Linked DNA regions of Homo sapiens: region 1 is linked to region 2. A link is a contact called in ENCODE Hi-C or POLR2A ChIA-PET data. All regions are on one chromosome and are shown on one strand. Each heading gives the region's core, a stretch centred on a gene start or an enhancer-like site at or near the end of the contact. The rest is flanking DNA. Distances are from core to core; before and after follow the strand shown.

The links. A loop is a pair of places that touch in the nucleus more often than their neighbours do. ChIA-PET counts read pairs that join two places held with the same protein, here RNA polymerase II (POLR2A). Pooled maps may share reads with other maps.
Region 1: a pooled map shows a loop between it and region 2 (7-fold over the local background). The contact joins the enhancer-like site here to the promoter of KGD4 in region 2. A Hi-C loop is called at or near these places in 1 of 50 pooled maps. POLR2A ChIA-PET finds 5 or more read pairs at or near these places in 2 of 52 experiments (B cell and CD8-positive, alpha-beta memory T cell).

What each region holds. Positions count from the first base shown.
Region 1 is chr5:71,597,565-71,603,669 of GRCh38, forward strand. MCCC2 (methylcrotonyl-CoA carboxylase subunit 2) reads left to right here. Exons shown (of 17, transcript NM_022132.5): 4 at 2,095-2,196; 5 at 4,942-5,069. Among named protein-coding and RNA genes, the nearest start is that of MCCC2, 13 kb to the left of the region's middle. Within about 2 kb of position 4,252, at least 19 of the 41 ENCODE cell types and tissues checked have a DNase peak (open chromatin) inside an H3K27ac peak, as active enhancers do.
Region 2 is chr5:69,214,762-69,220,714 of GRCh38, forward strand. It overlaps KGD4 (alpha-ketoglutarate dehydrogenase subunit 4), which reads left to right and starts at 2,999. Exons shown (of 4, transcript NM_033281.6): 1 at 2,999-3,110. The coding sequence starts at 3,069. RefSeq lists enhancers at 3,281-3,575, 5,224-5,848.

The sequences.
Region 1 (6,105 bases), core at 3,002-5,501, 2.4 Mb after region 2:
TGGATGTATTGTGAAGACAGAGCCAACCCAACAGGATTTCCTGAAGGATTGGATATGGAGTGTAAGGGGGAGAAGAGGGGTAAGTGAAAACTCCCAAAGTATTTTTTCTCCTGACACGTGCACACACATCCAACCTGGAGACAGCACTGTTAACACCTAGTATATTATCCTTCTAGGCCATTTGTATGCATATATATATACCAGACACCTACATTTTTTAAAAATGCAAATGAAATCGTACTAAATTTGCTGTTTTGTAGCCAGCTCTCTTTTTTCCCTCCTAATGTATCTTGACCATGTAAGTAAGTGAGAGGCGGACTAGTGGTTAAGAGCCTGGCCCCTGGGGCAAGATTGCTTATGAAGCTCCCGGCTCTGCCCCTTACTTACTGTGTAACCTTAGACAAGTGACTTGATCTCTGTGTGTTTCAGTTTCCTCATCAGTAAATGAGGGTCACAATAAGATCCACCTCAGAAGGTGGTTCTAAGGAGGACATGAGTGAGTGTTTCTTTTTTTTTTTTTTTTTTTTGAGACGGAGTCTCACTCTGTCACCAGGCTGGAGTGCAGTGGCGCGATCTCCGTTCACTTAACCTCCGCCTCCTGGGTTCAAGCGATTCTCCTGCCTCAGCCTCCCGAGTAGCTGGATTACAGGTGTGCACCACCATGCCCAGCTAATTTTTGTATTTTTAGTAGAGACGGGGTTTCACCATGTTGCCCAGGATGGTCTCAATCTCTTGACCTCGTGATCTGCCCACCTTGGCCTCCCAAAGTGCCGGGATTACAGGCATGAGCCACCACACCAGCCGATAAGTGAGTGTTTCTAAAGCCTTTAGAAGAGAGCCTGGTATTTGGAAAGGATTTTTATTTTAATTAATTAATTAATTATTTATTTTTTGAGATGGAGTTTTGCCCTGTTGCCCAGGCTGGGGTGCAGTGGCATGATCTCAGCTCACTGAAACCTCTGCCTTCCGGATTCAGGTGATTCTCCTGCCTCAGCCTCCCGAGTAGCTGGGATTACAGGCACGTGCCTCCACGCCTGGCTAATTTTTTTTTTTTTTTTTTTTTGTATTTTTAGTAGAGATGGGGTTTCACCATGTTATCCAGGCTGGTCTCAAACTCCTGACCTCACGTGATCTACCTGTCTCAGCCTCCCAAAGTGCTGAGATTACAGGCATGAGCCACCGTGCCTGGCCATTAGTTGTTTTTTGAGACAGGGTCTCATTCCATTGCCCAGGCTGGAGTGCAGTGGCACAGTCACAGTTCTCTGCAGCCTTGGCCTCCTGGGCTCAAGTGATTCTTCCACCTCAGCCTCCCAAGTAGCTGGGACCACAGGCATGTGCCATCATGCCCAGCTGTGTTGAAAATTTTTTTTTTTTTGTAAAGATGGGGTTTCCCCGTGTTGCTCAGGCTGGCCTCAAACTCCTGGGCTCAAGCAGTCCACCCACTTGAGCCCCACAAAGTGCTAGGACTACAGGCATGAGCCACCCCACCTACCTCCAAAAGTTTTTAAGAGATGGGGTCTTGGCTGGGCGTGGTGGCTCATGCCTGTAATCCCAGCACTTTGTGAGGCCGAGGTGGGCAGATAACCTTCAGGTAAGGAGTTTGAGACCAGCCTGGCCAACATGGTGAAACCCCGTCTCTACTAAAAATACAAAAAATTAGCTGGTTGTGGTGGCGCATGCCTGTAATCCCAGTTACTCGGGAGGCTGAGGCAGGAGAATCGCTTGAACTCAGGAGGTGGAGGTTGCAGTGAGCTGAGATCGCGCCACTGCACTCCAGCCTGGGTGACAGGGCAAGACTCCATCTCAAAAAACAACAACAACAACAAAAAAGAGATGGGGTCTCACTATGTTGTCCTGGCTGGCCTCCAACTCTTGGGCTCAAACAGTCCTCTTGTCTCAGCCTCCTGAATAACTGGGATTACAGACTTGAGCCACCACACCCATTTTAGATTTTTAAAAATAGATTTTATATACAACATGTGTATTTGAAATATTGTCCCATTGAGGAAAAATCTTTTCCTTTTCCATGTGTAACTGTTTAAATGTGTAGTTTTTAATGACATTAATTCAAACAACATCCTTTCTTCGCTTTAGGTCTCCATTTCTGGAATTATCCCAGTTTGCAGGTTACCAGTTATATGACAATGAGGAGGTGCCAGGAGGTGGCATTATTACAGGCATTGGAAGAGTATCAGGGTGAGTATTCTACTTGTGCTTCATAATGTGGGTTGAGAAGAAGACTTTGATGAGGCACAGGCATCCAGCACTCACTTTGCATATTAGCATGCGATTTGTATGCTATTTATATTATGTAGGACTGGCTGGGTGTGGTGGCTCACGCCTGTAATCCCAGCACTTTGGGAGGCTGAGGTGGGTGGATCACCTGAGGTCAGGAGTTTGAGATCAGGCTGGCCAATGTGGTGAAACCCTGTCTCTACTAAAAATAAAAAAATAAGCCGGCATGGTGGCACACGCCTGTAGTCCCAGCTACTTGGGAGGCTGAGGCAGGAGAATCGCTTGAACCTGGGAGGCAGAAGTTGCAGTGAGCTGAGATGGAGCCACTGCACTCCATCCTGGTGACAGAGCAAGACTCCGTCTCAAAAAAAAAACAAAAAGATGTCTTTCCATGGAGACAAGGGCAAGGAAGGAGACCAGTCTTTATCTTTTAACTAGAGATGCTCTAGTACTGGATATTATGGCTGAAAAAAATTCAGTCATTTAATAGGTATAAAGTAGTACTTAATTATAAATTCTTTCTTTTTTCCTTTTTTGTTTTTTTTAGAGATGGTGTCTCGCTCTGTTGCCTAGGCTAATCTCGAACTTCTGGGCTCAAACGATGTTGAATATAGGCTAGCACATCATTATAATTTTTTTTTTTTGAGTTGGGGTCTTACTCTGTTGCCCAGGCTGGAGTGCAGTGACATGATCATAGCTTACTGTAGCCTCAAACTCCTGGCATCAAATGATCTTCCTGCCTTGGCCTCCCAAAGTGCTGGGATCACAAGCATGAGCCATTGCTCTGGCCTTTATTATAATTCAAATTGACCTTTCTTACATAAAAATTGTTGAATGGTTTATATCATCACTACTCTTTCTCTGACAAATGACAGATGAGCTGAATTTGCTCAAATTAAGCAAAAAAGAGGATATATTGATTCTCTTATCTGGTGAGTCTGGGCATGGCTGTATCTGGGAGCTCAAATGGTCTTAGGTATTACTAGGTCCCAGGCTGTTTTCTACTCCTGGCCCTGACTTGCTGTGTGTCAGCTTTGTTTCTAGGCAGCCTCTCTAAATCCAGAGGCAGTGATGGTCATAGGCAGTTCCTGGTTTATATTCTATAAGTTTAGCAGCTGCAGTGGAAGGCAAGATCTGCTTAGGCTTAGAGCCTGTCCCATTGCCGAGCCTCAGTGGGAACTCTGGGTAGAAAGACCTGGTCCCTGTGCCCCCCTTTAAGGCAGGCTCTGGGGTCAGTCCTACTTGAGCCACCTGGATTAAAGATAAGAGGCAGTTTCTGAAAGAAGGTTTAGTTTTGTTGCCAAAATAATAGATGCTGGGTAGGCAAAACCAATAGAAATGCAATCTAGTATTTTTGTGGGCCAATTTGATTTCTCATTCTGTAACAAGTCTGTGACCTTTAATAGACAAGCAGATATGGCTATGTCCCTTGTCCATGGTCACATAACTAACAAGTTGGCAGAGCCAGAATTTCAGTCTAACTTTGTCTGACTTCACAGCCTGGCCTCTTTCCAGTACCAGAGCTTCTTAAACTTTCTAGCGTAGCACCCCCAGTGGTAGGAAGTATGAGCACACACTCTGGAGTGTGAGGTTATGGCCCAGCAACCTATGAGAAGCCTACATTTCCTTTGAAGTCTAGTTCGTTTAATGTTAAATCATTAAAAGTTTGCATTCTACTCTATAAAATGTTCATTGCAGTGCAGAAAAAGGTTTTATATGACCTAGGGAATAAAATTGATGCTCAAAGAAGAGTCCTGTTTGTCTTGTGGCGAGCCCTGCTGGCCACATATCCTAGTATGAGAAGCTCAACACTACCCTGTGCTGGGTGTTCAGTTGCCGTTCTCTATTTTCAGCAGGGATTTAATGACTCACTCTTTAGAGTTGTAGGCAGCATAAAGTGAGGTAACACAAACATCAGAAACATAAAGAAAATTGAATTTTGTAAAGAGCACACTGTTGTCATCTCAGATTTCAAGGGTACCTCTGACCTTAAGGTTTCCTGCCAGTGCTGTACAGTTTCCCCAACCAGCTGTGGTTGTTGGCCGCCCTGCTCTTTGTGACTCATACCCAATAAACTGGTTTTGGTGAGAAAGGGCACTGTTGATGACTCAGGATACCTTTCATGTGTTTTTAGTATATTAAAGTTTGCATTCATTCTGACTTCAGTTAAGATGAACGTTATATTTTAGACTACATTTAGTTTTGTAGAAAACCATGGGGCTGTAATGTTGAAGAACAAGAATACAAAAAATAAATCTTAGTACTAAAGGTCAGTTTTCATTTTTGCAAAATACCCTCCTAAAAGGAGACTTTGAAGGTTTATTATGAGGGAATTCTTTTCCCTTGAGACTTGGATTTTTTTTTTCATTATTATTTTCATCTTATTAGGACCTTTTCATTCAAAGAACCATTATGACACAAGGCTTAGGTTGTTAGTTTTTTATTACTAATCTAGGACTGATGACTTTTCAAAAACCAAGTGTGAGTTTATAAACTTGTTAGAAGTAATTGTTTTGTATTATATAAATTAATATGTGAACTGTGATTAAAGTTTGCATTTATATCCTAAGACTGCTGTCTGCTAATGGATGTTAATAGTGATACGTACTAGAAGTTGAAGGTTGTATTGGGGTATCTTGTAATGAGTGTAATTAGTTTTGAAGAAATCTCTTAAATTCTCTCTCCAATGAAATTTCTGCCTTTCAGAGTAGAATGCATGATTATTGCCAATGATGCCACCGTCAAAGGAGGTGCCTACTACCCAGTGACTGTGAAAAAACAATTACGGGCCCAAGAAATTGCCATGCAAAACAGGCTCCCCTGCATCTACTTAGGCAAGTCACCAGAGTGGTAAAATAAACTATTATTAGCTGGTAAAATGCAAGATAGTTTGGAAGGCTGTATGTATTACATTTGGGATGGGTATTTTATAAACCTGTTGATTTCTCCTGTAATTATAAAGGAAACACAGGTTCTTTGCTGAAAACTCTGGGGGAAAGTAAACAAGAACTGTTCATAGTACTAGTGCATAATACTCATACATTTTGACGCATGCCAGTTTTTTTCTCTATGTGTTGTGTGGTTTTTTTTTTTTGTTCTCTAGATCCTGTTTTTCTTTTAACTTTATGGATCATACTATGAAAAAAATAGTAGCAAGTATTTATAGATCTCTTGAGTGCCAGGTACTGAGTTAAATGTGCAAGTATTATATAATTTGAGCAGATGTAATTTAAAGTAAATTTAATTTCCAGTGAAAGTAAACTTATATTTGAAATTAAAACACATTTAAATCAAAGAACCTGAAAGCAAAGCAGTTTAAAATGGGCCTTTCCTCCGGGCGCGGTGGCTCACGCCTGTAATCCCAGCACTTTGGGAGGCCGAGGCAGGCGGATCATGAGGTCAGGAGATGGAGACCATCCTGGCTAACACACTGAAACCTCGTCTCTACTAAAAAAAAATACAAAAAATTAGCCGAGCGTGGTGGCAGGCAGCTGTAGTCCCAGCTACTTGGGAGGCTGAGGCAGGAGAATGGTGTGAACCTGGGAGGCGGAGCTTGCAGTGAGCTGAAATCGTGCCACTGTACTCCAGCCTGGGCGACAGAGAGAGAGACTGTCTCAAAAAAAAAAAAAAAAAAAAAAAATGGGCCTTTCCTGATACTGGGTTAGTCTGATAAAATTCCAACATACGTTGTTCATGTATGCAGGTATTTGAACGGGTACTGATGTAGAGGTATTTTTTGTTTTGTGTTTTTCTGTGAAGTTGAATTTACCTGATTAACTCACAATACGAACTGCTCTGCACGTAGAGAAAACAGCAAATGAGGCCCAGCTGCTTGTAGGTGCTGTGCTGGTCTTTATAGGGGATACAGTG
Region 2 (5,953 bases), core at 1,749-4,248:
GGCTGCAACAGGAGAATCGCTTGAACCCAGGAGATGGAGGTTGCAGTGAGCCGAGATTGTGCCACTGCACTCCAGCCTGGGTGACAGAACAAGACTGTCTCAAAAAAAAAAAAAAAAAAAGTTTGAGGGAATGGGTTCCTTCTCTTCTGCCCTTCTGCCATGTGAGCACACAGTGTTAAACCCCTCGGATGAAGCAGTGTTCAAAGCACCATCTTGGAAGAAAAGACTGAGCCCTCACAAAACACCGAAACTGCTGGTACTTTGATCTTAGACTTTTGAGCCTCCTGAACATGAGAAATAAATTTCTGTGGTTATAAATTACCCATACTAAGGTATTTTGTTACAGTAGCACACATGGACTAACAGAGGAGCTAATCAACATTTATAGAATACTCCACCAAACAACAGCAGAACACTCTTTTCAAGTGCTTACAGAACATAAACAACATAGACCATATCCTGGATGACAAAATATCAACAAATATAAAAGAATTGAAATTATACAGACTGTGTTCTGACTACAAGGGAATCAAATGAGGAATCAGTAACAGTCAGATAACAGGAAAATTTCCAAATACTTGGAAACTGAACACACTTTTAAATGAGGCATAGGTCAAAGGAGTCTCAAATGAAAATTTTCTAAAAAGCATTGAACTGGGCCAGGTGCGGTGGCTCACACCTGTAATCCCAGCACTTTGGGAGGCCAAGGTGGGCGGATCACCTGAGGTCAGGAGTTTGAGATCATTCTGGCCAACACGGAGAAACCCTGTCTCTACTAAAAATACAAAAATTAGCTGGGCGTGGTGGTGGGCACCTGTAATCCCAGCCACTCAGGAGGATGAGGCAGGAGAATCAGTTGAACCCAGGAGGCAGAGGTTGCATTGAGCTGAGATCATGCCACTGCATCCAGCCTGGGTGTCACAGCGAGACTCTGTCTCAAAAAAAAAAAAAAATTATCGGCTGGGCACGGTGGCTCACACCTGTAATCCCAGCACTTTGGGAGGCTGAGGCGGGCAGATCACGAGGTCAGGAGATGGAGACTATCCTGGCTAACACAGTGAAACCCTGTCTCTACTAAAAATACAAAAAAAATTAGCCTGGTGTGGTGGCGGGTGCCTGTAGTCCCAGCTACCTGGGAGGCTGAGGTGGGAGAATGGTGTGAACCAGGGAGGCGGAGCTTGCAGTGAGCCGAGTTGGCACCACTGCACTCCAGCCTGGGTGACAGAGCAAGACTCTGTCTCAAAAAAAAAAAGAATTACCACAGATGAATGGATAAGCAAAATGTGGTATACACATATAATGGGATTTTTTCAGCCTTAAAAAAGAAATTCTGACACATTCTACAACATGAATGAACTCTGAAGACATGCTAAGTGAAACAAGCTAATTACAAAAGGACAAATACTGTTATGGCTCCACGTACATTAAGTACCCACAGTAGTCAAATTCATAGACAGAAAGTAAAATGATAGTTGTCAGAGGCTGAGGGAAGGAGGAATAAGTTTTTGTTTAATGGGTACAGTTTCTGAAGATGGTAACAATTGCCCAACAATGTGAATGTACTTAATGTGACTGAACTGCACATTTGAAAATAATTAAAATGGGGCCAGGCGCAGTGGCTCACGCCTGTAATACCAGCACTTAGGGAGGCTGAGGTGGGTGGATCACTTGAGGCCAGGAGTTGGAGATTAGTCTGGCCAATATGGTGAAACTCTGTCTCTACCAAAAATACAAAAATTAGCCAGGCGTGGTGGCGGGCGTCTGTAATCCCAGCTACTGGGGAGGCTGAGGCTGGAGAATTGCTTGAATCCAGGAGGCAAAGGTTGCAGTGACCTGAGATCACGCCACAGCACTCCAGGCTGGGCAACAGAGCGAGACTCCGTCTCAAAAAAAAAAAAAAAAACCACAAAAACAAAACAAAACAAAACGGGTTAATGGCCTCTCTGTAGTCACTGAATCCCAATAGACCATACCTGGGTTCAGTAATTTATATTTCTAAAAAGATCCCAAGACTTAGAAATCACTGATGTATATCATCAAACACATTGGTCAAGCTTACAATACTATATATAACCTAAGCATTATCACAGAACGTAATGTAACTTTTTTTTTTTTTGAGACGGAGTCTCCCTCTGTCGCTCAGGCCGGAGTGCAGTGGCACACTCTCGGCTTACTGCAACCTCTGCCTTCTGGGTTCAAGCAATTCTCCTGCCTCACCTCCTGAGTAGCTGGGACTACAGGCGCCCGCCACCACGCCCGGCTAATTTTTGTATTTTTAGTAGAGACAGGGTTTTACAATGTTGGCCAGTCTGGTGTCGAACTCCTGACCTCAAGTGATCCGCCCGCCTCAGCCTCCCAAAGTGCTGGCATTACAGGCGTGAGCCATAGCGCCCCGCCCGTAATGTAATTTTGGGGGAAAGATATGAGTGGCTTACATTTCAAATATTTCTGAATTTTTGAGTTATCTCAACTTGAAGCAAAGGCCCAGCAGTTCGATATCAGGAGTAATAAACGGTAAAGAAAACAGAAACAAATTACAATCAAGCAATGCCAATCAGCAAGAGAGTGTGACATGGCCCTTTTTAAGCCAGAGTAAACTCTTGTGAGCTTGCCACTAACTCCCATTTTAACGAAATTATTCATTTTAGGAAACCGCAAGGTTTTTTTTTTGTTTTTCTTTAATTTTTTTAATCTTTGCAAGAGCTGTCAGATAAGAAGGTTGTATTATTTATTTGGTTCCAGATAAAATTTTGAACTATATCGAAATTATAGACTGGCTTTCTGGAAAGGAAATGGTCCTAGACAATTTATAGGCTAATGAGCAGAGACCCACCTTAACAAAATTTTGTCCCCAAAACGAAACAATAGAACACACGTGGGTGGATCCTAGTAGGGAGAAGGGGTGGGCGGGGTCAGGCACAGGGGGCGGAGCCAGCCCCACGGCGGAGGAGAGCCCAGTCCGGTCTCCGCCTCCGTGACGTCCCGGGAAGCACCGCCCACAGCTGCCCGGGACTCCAGTGATCGCCGCGGCTCGCTCGCGCCCCGGAAACTGCCCCTTCTCGGGGGTCATGATGGGCAGCAAGATGGCGTCTGCTAGTAGGGTCGTTCAGGTAAAGCAATTTGTCGCGTTTCCGCATCTTGGGCGGTAGGGACGGTGCTGACTATGGCGACGGCGTCGGGGAGTAAAGGCGGTGGCAGAGGCAGAGCGGTGACCGCGCCTCTGCGGAGGGCCAGTGACGGCGCCCGCGGGTGTGTGTGAGGATGGGACTTTGAGCCTGTTGGACCGGGCAGTGAGGTGGGTCCGGCGCCGAGGGTTCGAGCCTTGCGGCAACCGTGCAGCATCTTGGCAGGTAGGTCCTGTACCTACTGCCGGGATCCCCCGCTCCTCCGCCAGGACCTTGTTAGTCTTAGGCGTGTGCGGGTGAGGCGACCCTGGCGGTAGCCTGGCCAATCGCCGTCTAGGATTGGCTGTGGTGCCCCCGATCAGCCAATCGGAAGGAAGGCGGTAGCGGGGCGTGGAAGGAAGCGAACCCTGGATCTGACCCACTGTCCCTTCAAGGTCTCGGGAATGGTCGGGCAACTGGCCCCGCGTACTGCGTCCTCGCCGGAGCGGGTTCTCCCCAACCTCTCCAAGCGTCTGGCTACAGGCCAGATGAGGGAAATAGAAAAGTAAACTTAAGTTTAATTAGTATGTGTGTGTGTATATTAATGTGTGTGTGTGTGTGTGTGTGTGTGTGTATAAGCGTTGGTTTCACAAGCCTATTTTCCCCTGGTTTAGATAGACAGCTAAAGTAACTTTGTTAATCCACCTATCAGCTACTAACTCCTGATAGCCTTTTTATTTGTTTCTTCAGCTGTGGTTCTAACTTAGGTAAAATTATTATATAAGTGGAACACAACCTCCACTTTTGTGGTTGGTTTACATAGTCTTTGAACCCTGAAACTATATTATTTTATAATTGACTTTTATCTTTGATATGAGAAGTACATTCCGCTTTATATAAGTACATCTCTTAAAAGACCTTTTTCTAAATTCCTGAAATTGTTGTCTGAATGATAATCCTAGATCCCAGTCTTTGGTCCCATTGCAATGAATGATCCTTACTTATTCAGTAGGTAGTTACTGAGCATCAACTAGTTAAAGATTCTGTAAGGACTGAGAGACTGACAAAGGTCTGTTATCCATAATATATAACCATATGTATCAATAATATATAACAATTTAAAAATGGGTAAAAGACTTGGCGTGTTGCACAAAAGATACCCAAATGAGCAATGAACATTTTAAAAGGTGCTCAATATCATTACTTGCCAGGAAAATAAAAATTAAAACCATGAGGTCCTACACATCCACCAAAATGACTAAAATTTAGACGTCAGTGGTGATGAGAATGTGAAGCGTCTGAAACCCTCAATATTGCTGGTGGGAATATAAAATGTTATAGCCACTTTGGAAAGCTGTCAGTCTCTAATAGTTAAGCATGTATCTACCGTATGACCCAGCAATTCTACTCATAGGTTTATTGCCCAAGAGAAGTGAATGCACATACTGTCTCTGTACGTAAATGTTCACAGAAAAAAAAGAGTTACTAGCAAAGAACTGGGGTCCAGAGCTGAGGGGTTCCAGCCTGGCAGCAGGAGTGTGGCATCTCAGCAGGCAGGTACTATATATACTGCCATGGGGTCCCTGGCTCTATTTCTGATAGCCCCCAAACCACAAACAATCTCTATGTCTGTCTTTTGCATAAACAAATTGTGGTAGTTTGTTAAAATAGTACAGTCCAAAGCAATACTAACAGCTGATGTGTGCAAACAAATGAAGAAACTGTGAGATATACAGTAAGGAATGGTCTGTGCCCTTCTAACATAGGAACAAAGACCTGTACTCACCTATTTAGAATTCAAATCAGGTTCGTGATTGCGCTCTTAAAAAAAAAGAAAAAAAGAGAGAATACAACCAATATGCTAATATAATATCACTTGAGCCTAGGAGTTTGACGCTGCAGTGAACCACAATCACCCCACTGCACCCCAGCCTGTGTAACAGAGCAAGACCTGGTCTCGAAAAATAAATAATAAAGTATGTGCTAATATTATGTAATAATTACATATAACATTAGCAAAATTTGTTGAGTATCTCTGTGACAGGCCTATAAAGCTAGGACTACAGTGCCAGTTAGAGTTTAGGCCAGGCTCACTGATGTATGCCTGTAATCCCAACACTTTGGTAGTTTGAGGCAGGAGGATGGCTTGAGCCCAGGAGTTCAAGACCAGCCTGGGCAAAATAGCAAGACCCCATCTCTATAAAAATTTTAAAAAATTAGCTGAGCATGGTGATGTGCACCTGTGGTCCCAGCTACTCAGGAGGCTGAGGTGGGAAGATTGAGCCTGGGTGATCAAGGCTACAGTGAGCCATAATCATGCCACTGCATTCCAGCCTGGACAGTAGAGCTAGACCCTGACTCAAAAAAAAAAAACAAAAAAACATAGAGCTTAGAATTTGGTTGTTGATCCATATCTTGAAGGAAGAGAAGAGTGCCAAAAGACTGATTGGTACAAACTGATAGGAAGTCACAAAGCGTGGTCTCAGAACATTAAGTAAAGACAAAGCCAGCTGGGCACGGTGGCTCACACCTGTACTCCCAACACTTTGGAAAGCCAAGGTGGGAAGATTGCTTGAGCCAGGAGTTCAAGATTAGCCTAGGCAACATAGCAAGACCCCATCTCTATAAAAATTAGCCAGGCAGCCGCCCCGTCTGGGAAGTGAGGAGCGCCTCTGCCCGGCCGCCCCGTCTGGGATGTGAGGAGCGCCTCTGCCCGGCCGCCACCCCGTCTGGGAAGTGAGGAGCGCCTCTGCCTGGCCGCAGTGCAATCTTCCAAGTGTGAAGTGACAGCCTTTCTGCAGGTGTACCCAACAGCTCTGAAGAGACAGCAACCATCGAGAACGGGCCAT